2 separate regions of the Homo sapiens genome follow, and region 1 is linked to region 2. Evidence: chromatin contacts called from ENCODE Hi-C or POLR2A ChIA-PET data. All regions are on one chromosome and are shown on one strand. Each heading gives the region's core, a stretch centred on a gene start or an enhancer-like site at or near the end of the contact. The rest is flanking DNA. Distances are from core to core; before and after follow the strand shown. Region 1 overlaps UBAC2 (UBA domain containing 2). Region 2 has its middle 22 kb from the start of UBAC2-AS1.

The links. Hi-C counts contacts between places; a loop is a spot of excess contacts on that map. ChIA-PET counts read pairs that join two places held with the same protein, here RNA polymerase II (POLR2A). Pooled maps may share reads with other maps.
Region 1: a pooled map shows a loop between it and region 2 (2.1-fold over the local background). The contact joins two enhancer-like sites. A Hi-C loop is called at or near these places in 6 of 50 pooled maps. POLR2A ChIA-PET finds 5 or more read pairs at or near these places in 2 of 52 experiments (T-cell and naive thymus-derived CD8-positive, alpha-beta T cell).

What each region holds. Positions count from the first base shown.
Region 1 is chr13:99,335,678-99,341,938 of GRCh38, forward strand. UBAC2 (UBA domain containing 2) reads left to right here. Exons shown (of 9, transcript NM_001144072.2): 7 at 4,643-4,888. Among named protein-coding and RNA genes, the nearest start is that of FKSG29, 13 kb to the right of the region's middle. Within about 2 kb of position 4,259, at least 5 of the 41 ENCODE cell types and tissues checked have a DNase peak (open chromatin) inside an H3K27ac peak, as active enhancers do.
Region 2 is chr13:99,176,308-99,182,180 of GRCh38, forward strand. No RefSeq gene overlaps it. Among named protein-coding and RNA genes, the nearest start is that of UBAC2-AS1, 22 kb to the right of the region's middle. RefSeq lists enhancers at 679-768, 5,146-5,658. Within about 2 kb of position 2,567, at least 3 of the 41 ENCODE cell types and tissues checked have a DNase peak (open chromatin) inside an H3K27ac peak, as active enhancers do.

The sequences.
Region 1 (6,261 bases), core at 3,009-5,508, 160 kb after region 2:
AGTACTGTGTTGTATGAATAACCCACTCTGCAGCTGTTCCCCTCTTGGGGATGATTTGTTTCTGCTTCCTCTCTCTCTCATGCAGGGCTGCAGTGGAATGAGCCTCAAAGCTCTACTTGGTGTTGCCACATTGCTCCCCAGAGGCGCCATAGCTTCACCTTCCCTCGGGACTGTGTGAGAGTTCTCAGTTCCCTCCATCCTTACCAAAACCTCACACCTGGAATCCCAGCACTTAGGGAGGCAGAGGCAGGAGGATCGCTTGAGCCCAGGAGTTCAAGACCTGCCTGGCAACATGGCAACACCTCATTCTCCACAAAATGGAAAAAAAAAAAAAAGAGATAAAACTGGATGTTAGAGGAGCTTTACATTTTTGCCAGTTGCTGTATTTAAGATTGCTCATTTTAGATTTCAGAGTCCTAAAAACAAGTGAGGATAAACATCTTTTCATGAGTTTGTCAGCCATTTGAGTTTTCTCTTCTGAAATTACCTTTTCATATGCTTTTAAAACTGGGCTCTTTCTTACACATTCCTAGGGTTTCTTGATATGTTCTGAATGCTGCCTTGGTTGGCTGTATGAATTCTGAATACTTTCTTCAGGCCTCTTGTGTTTTCATTTCATTTATGGTAGCTTTTGGCATACTACAGCTTTTAAATTGTAAAGTAGACCAGTGTGTGTTTTCTTTTCTAGTTTGTACCTTATGTTTCTTAATTTAAAATATTTTGCCACCCCAGTGCCAAAAAGGTATTCCTTCTGTATTTTGTGCAGAAAGATTTACAATTTCATGAATTCTATTTGAGTTCTTATTCCATTGCAAGTTTACGTTTGGTGTCAGGAAGGGGCCCTGTTCTGTCTCTTCCTTGTGTATAGCCCATGTGCCCCTTCCCTCCCAATTTACCCATGTCTGCTGAATACCAGGTGCCCTTACACTGAGGATCCTATTTCTAGGCTCTTGTTCTCTTGGTCTATTTAAGTAACCCTAGATAAAGACCACACTGTTTTAGGTAGCCAAACTTTATAGTATGTCTTGAAATCTGATAGGACTTACGTTTCTTTAAAATTGCCTTGCCTTTTCTGGGTTTTTTATTTCTTTGTCTTTTAACTCTTAATTGTGATATACAACACAAACTAACTGTCACAAAGCCTTGCAAATCACTATAAAGCAAATATACCCATAATCCACCATGCAGGTACAGACCATGCCTGGCCAGCCCCGCAGCCCATGGTGCCCCCCTTCCTTCCCACCTCTCTTCCTCCTTCCCACCTCCCTCCTGTGACCCCTTCCCCTTCTTTCTCCCTCCCTTCTGTGACCCCTCCTAGCACACATAGTCATCATCTTTGCGCTTTCCTGTCTCGTTTTACTGCTTAGTGTGTGGTTTAGGTTCATTCATTCACAGAAGTGGAATCGTGTTTTCAGGCTTTGGGTCTGGCTTCTTTCTCCCAACATGGTGTTTTTAAAATGCAAACCTTAAATATTCCGCATGAATTTGAGGCTTGGCATTTACATTCCAACAAAACACCCTGTTAAGATTTTATTTTGAATGATATTTAATTTATGTATTAATTTGATGAAAATTGGTATCTTAAAAGTTTTGCATCTTCCTATTCATGGAACTGGTATCTTTATTATCACTAGGGTTGGTTTTGAAAAAATATCCCTTATTATCTTTTTCTTTTTTTTCTGTCAAGGCCTTATATATATATTATTTATTTATTCCCAATTATCTTACAGTTTTTCTTGCTGTTATTTGCTAACAGTTTATTTTTTCTTTCTAAACAGTCTGTATTTTATCCCTGGTTGCTTTTAAGGATTTCTTTCTTTTGTTTCACCACAGTGGATCTAGATGTAAATTTCGTTTTAGCATTCTTTTAGGGACTCTTGCCCTTTCATCCTAAGGATTTATATTCTTTCTTTATTCTAGAAAACTCTCAGCTGTTTATCTCTTTAAATATAATATCCTTTCCCCCATATTCCCTCTGTTGTCTTCTTCTGGAACCCCTATGCTGACAGCCGCATGAGATGCACATAATCTGCCTGTGCAGAGGCCTTGGCCTTCCCAACCCACATGGACCCTCCTTGGTTCATGCCCTACACAGCTTTTCCCTTCTCTCTGTGGAGGGGAGAAAGGGTACATGGAGCATGAGGAGGAACTGGGGTGCCTCTTACCCAGACTTAAGTAACCCTCTACTTCTCTCCTCCTTCCACAGGGCCTAGACCCTCTAGTCCAGGGGTATCTAGTCTTTTGAACTCTTCTGTGACACATTGGAAGAAGAATTGTCTTGGGCCACACATAATATACACTAACACTGAAGATAGCTGATGAGCTTTAAAAAAATTGCAAAAAAATCTCCTAACTTTTTTTCTTTTTTTCTTTTTTTTTTTTTTTTTTTTTTTTTTTTGAGACAGAGTCTCACTGTGTCGCCCAGGCTGGAGTGCAGCGGCACAATCTCGACTTACTGTAACCTCCACCACCCAGGTTCAAGCGATTCTTGTGCTTCAGCCTCCTGAGTAGCTGGGACCACAGGTGTGTGCCACCACGCCCGGCTAATTTTTGTATTTTTAGTAGAGACGGGTTTTTACCATGTTGGCCAGGCTGGTCTCAAACTCCTGACCTCTTGTGATCCGCCCGCCTTGGCCTCCCAAAGTGCAGGGATGACAGGTGTGAGCCACTGCGCCCAACCTTGTAATGTTTTAAGAAAGTTTATGAATTTGTGTTGGACCACATTGAAAGCTGTCCTGGGCCACATGTGGCCCACAGGCCTCAGGTTGAACAAGCTTGCTCTAGTCCCTGTGCTTTTCTGAGTCCCACAGGACTCTCTGCAGGCATTTGGACTTATATGCTGCTTATATGCAGAGTGGTTTATAATCACTTGATAAGCTTTCTATTTTGTTAGCATGGTTCAGGATTAGTTTCTGGTTTCATGGACCTTGGAGTTTGTTTCTGTTTTCATTTTCTTTGTCTTGTACTATTTTTGAGTAAAGGGGCACAGAAATTATTTGAAACCAGAAGTTGTCCACCATTCACTCTTCAGCCTACTACAGTCTGTCTTTGGTACCAAAACTGTTCTTGTAAACACCTTGTTTATCAAACACCTCCATTTGCAACATCCAGTGGCTAGTTCTGTCTTACTTATCAGCTGCATTAGATATAGCTGACCATCCCTATTTTAAAACACTTCTTAGCTTCAGTGATAACTAAACTCTATTTCCCTTCTCTTCACTGGCAGCCCTGTCTCAGATTTCCTTACTGGCGTTTCCTACTCTGTCTGTCCATAGAATATTTGTGCACTCCTGGATTCAGTCCTTAGTCCTGTTCTCTCTTCTGCTGTGTCTCCTCCTCCCCCCCATTTTATCTCCTCTAGTCCTGTTACCCTAAATGTCATATCATATCCAGTGACTCTGAAATCCTTATCTCGACCTTTTCCTTGAGTTCTAGAATTACATAGCCACCTGCCCACTCAGTAGCCCCCCAAGATATCTAATAGACACTCCCAAGCTCGGGCTGCGCAGCATCTGCTGCTTTCTCTGCCCAAAATGTTATTTCCCCAGTTCATCAAGTCACGGGCACCGCATCATCCTTAAGATCTTCGCTCAAGTATCACTTTCTCTGAGGGCTCTCCTGATGTCCCCCGCTGCCCCCAGAGTAGGTTCGTGCCCCATGTCACTTTATTTCCTTCCCAGAACTTGCCAGAAATAGTTTTATGTGTTGACTTGATTACTGCCTGTTCTCCACATTGACTGCTATAAGCCCTGTGAGAGTGGGGCCTTGCTTATCTTGTTCTTTGCTGTATTCTAAGTTCCCAGAACAGTGCCTGGTGTGTAGCACAGTCTCAAAGAATTCTTGCCAATTCATCAATTTAAATTTTATTTTTAAACATTGAAGTATACTTTTCTCATATTAGAAAGTTGTCAAATATGTTCTAATCTGATCTTCTAATCCTAAGAATCAAATTCACATCAAGATTTTTTTTTTTTTACAAAGGAATAGCCATAGTCATTTTTAACTAGAAAATCATAGGAAGCCTTGAGACTTCTGTAACCATACATTATAAATGACCTTCAAGATGAAGACAAGGTTGGTTTATAAATGGAACTAATATTGGTGAGGATTTTAAATGTCTAGAAAAATCAGTAGTTGAAAAACTGATTAAAACACTATGTAAATAAAAACCAAGATTTTAGATTGTGTTTATTCTCTGATAAATTGATCGTGTGACTGGGTCAGCTGAGACATGGCAGTTGTTTTCTGCTGGTGTCTCTGTGATGGCCATCTGCCAACAAAGGTAACCGCAGAGTCAGTACAGTGTGAAAGTGTTTCAATAATCAGATCTTTTACGGCTTTTTAAAAAATGAAGACAGTGTCTTGACAATCTTTTACCAGAACTTTGAATACTAAATGATTAGAATTTTGCTAGCTCTTCTAATTCAATAAAAAACAATTTTGTTTTACTAAGTTCAATTTTGTGTTGATTTGCACTGCTTAGTGTTCTGCAGTGTGGTAGAGGATTTTGCTTATTGCCTAACACTGCTATGACTAAGAAAAATACCGTGTGCAGTGTCTGGAGGCTGCTGATTTTTGAGTCGTGTACATTTTTTAAAATAATACTACATTTAAACAATCACATTGGACGTTTTTCTTCTAGATGTCCGGTCTGTGCTACGACAGCAAAATGTTCCAGGTGCATCAGGTGCTCTGCATCCCCAGCTGGATGGCAAAATTCTTTTCTTGGACACTTGAACCCATCTTCTCTTCTTCAGAACCCACCAGCGAAGCCAGAATTGGGATGGGAGCCACGCTGGACATCCAGAGACAGCAGAGAATGGAGCTGCTGGACCGGCAGCTGATGTTCTCTCAGTTTGCACAAGGGAGGCGACAGAGACAGCAGCAGGTAAAAGTGATAATAATCACTAAAAATTTAGAAATTCTCAGTGGCCCAAGCAAATCTTTCCTCTGTGATTGCATGTGAGATAGAGACTACATTTTATTCCAGTGCCTTGCAAGTGGATTTTGACATTTCCAAAGAGATTGTAGGTCTCTGTTAGTGGCCATTCTTAGTTTTTTAAAAAGGTAAAAAATAAATTGCAGCTGAAAGATTGGTCAAACTGGACATTCTTGTTCCACCTATATTAGATAAGCATGACTTCTTAGAGAAACACCAACCTAGTTAACAAGATGTGCTATTTATCTGTTTTTATAATCTTGTAAAAGCCACAGTGTCTTCCTGTTAAAATGCTAATCATATGCTATGGAGTGAAGAACAAATGTAAAATTTCTTGATTTTCCTTGGTTGAAATGAAGAGAATATGAAGGCAAGAAGATTTTCAGTGGAACAACCAAGGAGTAGATAAAAAAAAATGCTGTGTTTTCTCAACCTTGCTATCAATAATCAGAAATTATTGCACATTTGTCTACAAATTCTGCATCCAAACAATCTGATACTACATTTGTCTTCCATGGGCAGTGAGAGAAGGAGGGTTAGTGCACATCAGGCTAAAACCTCAGGCCTGATCTTTCTTGGACACTTCTGTGAGCCAGCCCACAGGGCTCCCCATTTTTCGCCTCCACCTTCTTTACCCCTGGGGTAGTTGTAAACCGTACAGTTACCTCTGCCATCTCTCTGTCTTCCACTAGCATTGGATGCAAGAAGTAGGTCTGCAGATCTCACGATGGTTTGGAGAAGTGAAATCAGGTTTGAGGTCCTTAGAGTCCCATTGGAGATGCAGGTCCCAGAGTTTATATCAGGGGGGGGGAGGAAGGGGGCAGCTTATTAGGGGCAGAGTCTACAAGAGAAATAGAGAAGCAAAAGTTGTTTCTTAAAGATGTGCTTGAATTTGAGTGACTCTGGAACATGCCATAAAGATGCCCATGGTGTATTTAAAGCTGGAGGATGGACATCTCTGTCTTGGAAATGTGGAAGCTACATATATATATAGGTGATGGAGTCACCTCTGTAGGGATGAGAGCTGAGAGCCGAAAGCAAAGAAGTAGTAAGTTCTGTAAGAGAAGAGCTACATCCAAGATGAACACAGGCTACAGATGAAGCCTCGTATTTAGCAGGAGGTAAATCCTTCAAGGAAACTGAGAGAAGAGCGAAAGGTATGAGAAATCAGAATGATCAAGGTCAGAAAAACTGAGTAGTGATTGAGTATAAAGGTAGAGGCACAGAGCTTATGAGGGAGAGAAAGAAGTAGGGGATGGTTCTGATGTTTCTGGCCTAGATAATCTTAGATAGATGACTGATAGTTCCATTTCACCAATATC
Region 2 (5,873 bases), core at 1,317-3,816:
AGAAACCTGGAGGGTAGTTGACTCCACAAAGTACTTTACATAGCTGGGCTATAGAAAGAAATCCGGAAGTCTCTTTACCATTCCAAGGATCTCCACAGCCACAGAAGCTTAAGAAGATTCTTAAATCTCCCAGGGTTGCTTCTGCGGGAATTGACGGACCATGGTAAGGAACACCTGGTAATCCTGCCACAAGCCTCTGAAGCCCGCAGGGGTGCTCCTGGCAGGTGAGAGTCTGGGGTGCCTCGCTGGGTGTGCAGCAAAACTCAGCACTGCTGCCACTTGTTGGAACACAGCCAGCGTGGAGCTAGGGCAAGAGAAAGGGGCATGCTTGTGGAACAGCAAACAGCGAATGCGAAGTTACCTCTCATGAGTGGAGACAGCTGGGTATCCCACCTGTGTAGAAACTGGATGTGAGACCATGCAAGGCTAGATGGTCCACTAGGGGGAGGTAGAGTCCCGCGGTGAAGGGCACGAGATCCCGGACGGAGAGCCCGGTTCTACCTCGGCTTCTGCACTTGGCAGGTGGGTGACCGGAGGCTGGACACAACCCCTCTGAGCTTCAGGTTTCTCATCGTAAAATGGAGGTGATAACAGGCTCTACAACACAGGTGTGCTGCGGATCACACACGTGCCTGGCATGCTGAACACACTCCATATTAGCTGTTATATTATCATCTGCTGGAATCAATTCTTTATTCCCGGGACCACCAGAGGGGCAGACCGTCCCTGTTCATATACACCTGTAGTGGGTGTGCAGCAGGGCCGACGAAGACAGTTGCACATCAGAACTCACTAAGCAAAGCCTGGAAAATGCTGCTCACCCAAGGTGGGAGGATGAAGGCATGTGACACATCAGGCTCAGGGCGCCCACCCATGTCCTCCAGCTCTAACCTCTGTCTAGTTTCTTTTCTTTCCTTTCCTTTTCCCTTTCCCTTTCCCCCTTCCCTTTTCTTTCTTTCTTTTTTTTTTTTTTTTTTTTTTTTGAGACTCTCGCTCTTTCACCCAGGCCGGACTGCAGTGGCGCGATCTCGGCTCACTGCAAGCTCTGCCTCCCGGGTTCACGCCATTCTCCTGCCTCAGGCCCCAGAGTAGCTGGGACTACAGGCGCCCGCCACCGCGCCCGGCTAGTTTTTTGTATTTTTAGTAGAGACGGGGTTTCACCGTGTTAACCAGGATGGTCTCGATCTCCTGACCTCGTGATCCGCCCGCCTCGGCCTCCCAAAGTGCTGGGATTACAGGCGTGAGCCACCGCGCCCGGCCTTTTCTTGCCTTTCTTTCCTTTTCTTTTCTCTTCTCTTCTTTTTTCTTTTTCTTTCTTTCTTTCTTTCTTTCTTTTTCTTTCTTTCTTTCTTTTCTTTTTCTCTTACTTCTTTCTTTCTTTCCTTCTTTCTTTTTTTTTTTTTTTTTTGAGATGGAGTCTCACTCTGTCACCCAGGCTGGAGTGCAGTGGCGCAATCTTGGCTCACTGCAATCTCTGCCTCCCAAGTTCAAGTGATTCTCCTGCCTCAGCCTCCTGAGTAGCTGGAACTACAGGCACGCACCACCATGCCCGACTAATTTTTTGTATTTTTAGTAGAGACAGGGTTTCACCATGTTGGCCAGGCTTGTCTCCGGACCTCAAGTGATCCACCTGCCTTGGCCTCCCGAAGTGCTGGGATTACAGGCATGAGCAACTGCAGCCAGCCTAGTTCCTTTCTAAAAATATGTGACTGTGGGCAAATCCACATCAGGTAAAACGTCCCGCCTTAGCCATTTCTCAGTGTGCAGTCACACGCATTCAATGCATTCACACTGTTGTGCAGCCACCACCACCACCATCCGCGGAACATTTTCCATCCTGCAGAACTGAAGCTCTGGACCCACCGAACAACAACTGCCCATTCCCTCCTCCTTCAGGCCTGGCAACCACCACTCTCCTTCCCCTCTCCAGGCATCTGCCTATTCTGGGCACCTCATATAAGTGGAATCACTCGGTATTTGTCCTTCTGAGACTGGCGTATTTCCCTTAGCAGATGATCTTCCAGGTTCTTCCATGTTAGAGCACAGGTCAGGATTTCCTTCCTTTTCAAGGCCAATATTCCATTGTATGTTTCTGCTGCATTTTGCTTATTTATTCATCTGTTGATAGACACTTGTAATCGTTGGTCAGTTCCTTTTGAACCAGGAGACCCATTAAGGATTTTCTGATATTTCTCCAATATGGCAAGGGCCTAGGAGAATACGAAATGATTTGCAGAAGGCAAAGGAAAGAAATTCAGCCAATATACAGACTCATGTGCCTGCACAGTCCCTAAATGTCACTCATACAGTGAGGGATGGCTTTGTGCGTTCCCCATGACAGTTACTAAGTTATTGCCTCTCACTCCAAACCCAGGCTTCTCTGCTTGGCTTTGTGATGTTGGGCTGAGACTCTGCAAACCACAAGTTGGGTTCTACCATTTTGGGGTGCTACAGGAAGCTGAGGAAGAAGGAGGGGCTCGTGACCTCCTTGCTGCTTGGGGCCCCTTTGAGCAATACCCCAGGGACACTCCACCCAGCAAATGCAGCTGCTTTCTGCAGCAGCAGCTGAATCCAGATGCCAGTGCTTGCAACACCAGCAGAGCCAGTTTCACCACTCCCAGCCCGCCACCAGCTGGCCAGCGCGTCCTTCTCAGAGGTCTGGTCCCAGTCCCCTGGGACCACTCCTCTAAGTTTCAAGGTTTTGTTTTTGTTTTTGTTTGAGACAGAGTCTCACTTTTTTTGCCCATGCTGGAGTGCAGTGGCATGATCTTGGCTCACTGCAACCTCCACCTCCCAGATTCAAGCGATTCTCCTGCCTCAGCCTCCCAGGTAGCTGGGATTAGAGGCATGCACCGCCACATCCTGCTAATTTTTGTATTTTTAGTAGAGATTAGGTATCACCATGTTGGCCAGGCTGGTCTCGAACTCCTGACCTCAAGTGATCCATCATCCCCCACCTCGGCCTCCCAGAGTGCTGGGATTACAGGCTGAGCCACCACACTTGGCCAAGTTTCAAGGTTTTAATCATTGGACCTGCTTCCCTCCGTTTGCCCAGCCTGAGAGGTGGTAGCTGCTTCCTCTGTGATATCTCAGACTTATTCCTTACACCTTCAGTTACCTGGTGAATATTATATGTAGTTAACAAGTCTTTGTATTTAGTTCTCTCTTTTCATATTACTGGTGTTTCTGCTGGTCCCCTGATGGAACCCTAACTGATGTAATCCTGCTATGGTCTGAATGTGTACCCCCGTATTCATGGGCTGGAAACTTAATCCCCAATGCAACAGTGTCGGGAGGTGGGGCATTTTGGGAAGTGTTTAGGTCACGTGGGCTCCACCCCCATGAATGGATTGATGCCTCTATGCAAAGGGCTTGTGGGAAGGGGTTCACTCTCTCCCACTCTTCTGCCAAGTGAGGACACAGCAAGAAAGCCCTCACCAGAAGCCAGTGCCTCTGTCTTGGGCCTCCCAGCCTCCCTAACAATGAGAAATGCATTTCTGATCTTTATAAATTACCCAGTCTCAGGTATCCTGTTTTATAGCAGCACAAAATGGGCTAAGACAGCCACCTAGCCACTATCTCAAACCTCTAATGCCCTTGCCAGGTCCTGGGTTTAGCCCCAGACCCCTCATTCTAGGAAGAATGAGCTGGTCTTTCGTTTCATCCAGAAAATTGAAGCTGTTATAGGTGACCTCAAACATCGTCCTACCCCCACCACAATCTACAAACATTTCTGCAGCCAATTTCCTTTTGGTCAGCCTCAGAGGATAAAACATTTTTTTCCTCTTCAATTCCAAAACTTCCACAGGTCCTTTTGACTCCACCCCATTCCCATGTCCTGTGGAGCCCAGCTCTGAGCTCTCTGAGCTCATATCCTATCCCAATTTTTTTTAGAGACAGGGTCTTGCTCAGTCACCCAGTCACCCAGGCTGGAGTGCAGTGGTGTGATCATGGCTCACTGCATTCTCCACCACCTGGGCTCAAGTGATCCTCCCACCTCAGCCTCCAGAGTAGCTGGGACCACAGGCACACACCACCATGCCCAGCTGATTTTTTTATTTTTTGTAGAAATGGGGGTTTCACCATGTTGCCCAGGCTTGTCTCAAACTCCTGGGCTCAAAGAGTCCACCCACCTTGGCCTCCCAAAGTGCTGGGATTACAGGCGTGAGCCACTGGGGCCAGCCCTCTCCCAATTCTTAACACGCTTCTCTCCGTCATTTCCAGGAGAAGTGACTAAGGGCAGGTCAAACCATTGGTGGATACTTCTCCCGCTCTGTCCTGCTAACTGTGTTCACACTTGTCCCATGCACATCCACCCATGAAAGCTCTGCAATCCTAGCATCTGGCTTCATGCCCCGCAGGAGGGAGGCAGGGAATTCCTATTCAGTGTGTGTCTGTTGAATGCCGAAGACATGCAGAGGAGTTACTCATGTGAACCTGGAACATCTGAGACAGGCCTCAGTTAATTTAGAAAGTTTATCTTGCCAAGGTTGAGGACACACCCATGACGCAGCCTCAGGAAGTCCTGAGGACATGTACCCAAGGTGGTCGGAGGACAGCTTAGTTTTATACATTTAGGGAGACATGAGACATCAATCAATATATGTAAGAAGTACATTGGTTTGGTCTGGAAAGGCGGGGCAACTTAAAGCAAAGGCAGGAAGACTCAGGTAACAGACAGGTGAGACACAAAGGGTTACATTCTTTAGAGTTTCTGATGAGCCTTTCCAAAGGAGGCAAATCAGATATGCATCTATCTCAGTGAGCAGAGGAGTGGCTTTGAATAGAATGGGAGGCAGGTTTGCCCTAAGCAGTTTCCAGCTTGAGTTTTCCTTAGTGATTTTAGGGGCCCAAGAGATTTTCCTTTCACATTTCTGACCTTTTTTTTTTTTTTTTTGAGATGGAGTCTTGTTCCATCGCCCAGGCTGGACTGAAGTGGCGTGATCTCAGCTCACTGCAACCTCCGCCTCTTGGGTTCAAGCAATTCTCTTGTCTCAGCCTCCCGAGTAGCTGGGACTACAGGTGCCCACCACCATGCCTGGCTAATTTTTGTATTTTTCATAGAGACGGGGTTTCACCATGTTGGTCAGGTTGGTCTTAAACTCCTGACCTCAGGTAATCCACCCACCTCGGCCTCCCAAAGTGCTGGGATTACAGGTGTGAGCCACTGTGCCTGCCCCCCACCACTTTTCTTTTGTAAAATCTGTCGGAGAAAGCATTTTGCAAAAAAATGAGTCTCTGGTCTCAGGCTTCATCTGATTTCTCATAGCTATGATGGTTTATTCCTAGATGGGTAAGTCCCAAAAGCTCATTTTTAGTAGGTTGTGAAGTCTCACATTCTGTGAAGAGAAAATAGCAGGGAGGAAGGGAGAAAAAACAACAACAAACAAAAGAACAATCCTAGAAAAATCGATATAAGCCACATTACTCTGAAGTCCATACATTAGTAGGCAGGTATGAAAGTGGCTTATGTACGTAAATAGGTTGCTGTTATTTTCTTCTGAAGTTCAAGTTGTCTGGCTTCAGTTTGCAGGGTTTTAAGAAAACACAGCTTAGTTTTCAGTGACTCTAAATTAGGAAAAATGGAAAAAAAGAAGGAAAAGAAATTGAAAACATTATTTTATGGACTTGTAGCCAAGAAAAATTAGAATTCAGTCTAAACTGTAGAAAATAATACAAATTGAAAAAAACATTAGGCAGACTAGAATCTAACAACAGGTCTACTGTAGTTTTGAAACATAATTATTCTCTCTCCAGTTTCCCATTTTTACTAAAGACAAAACATGGTGGGACTGGCTTGCTTTATTATACTTGGCCTAATTATTTGTATACAGTGCAGCAAGAATAATTATCTTTTACATAGGCTTTCAAAT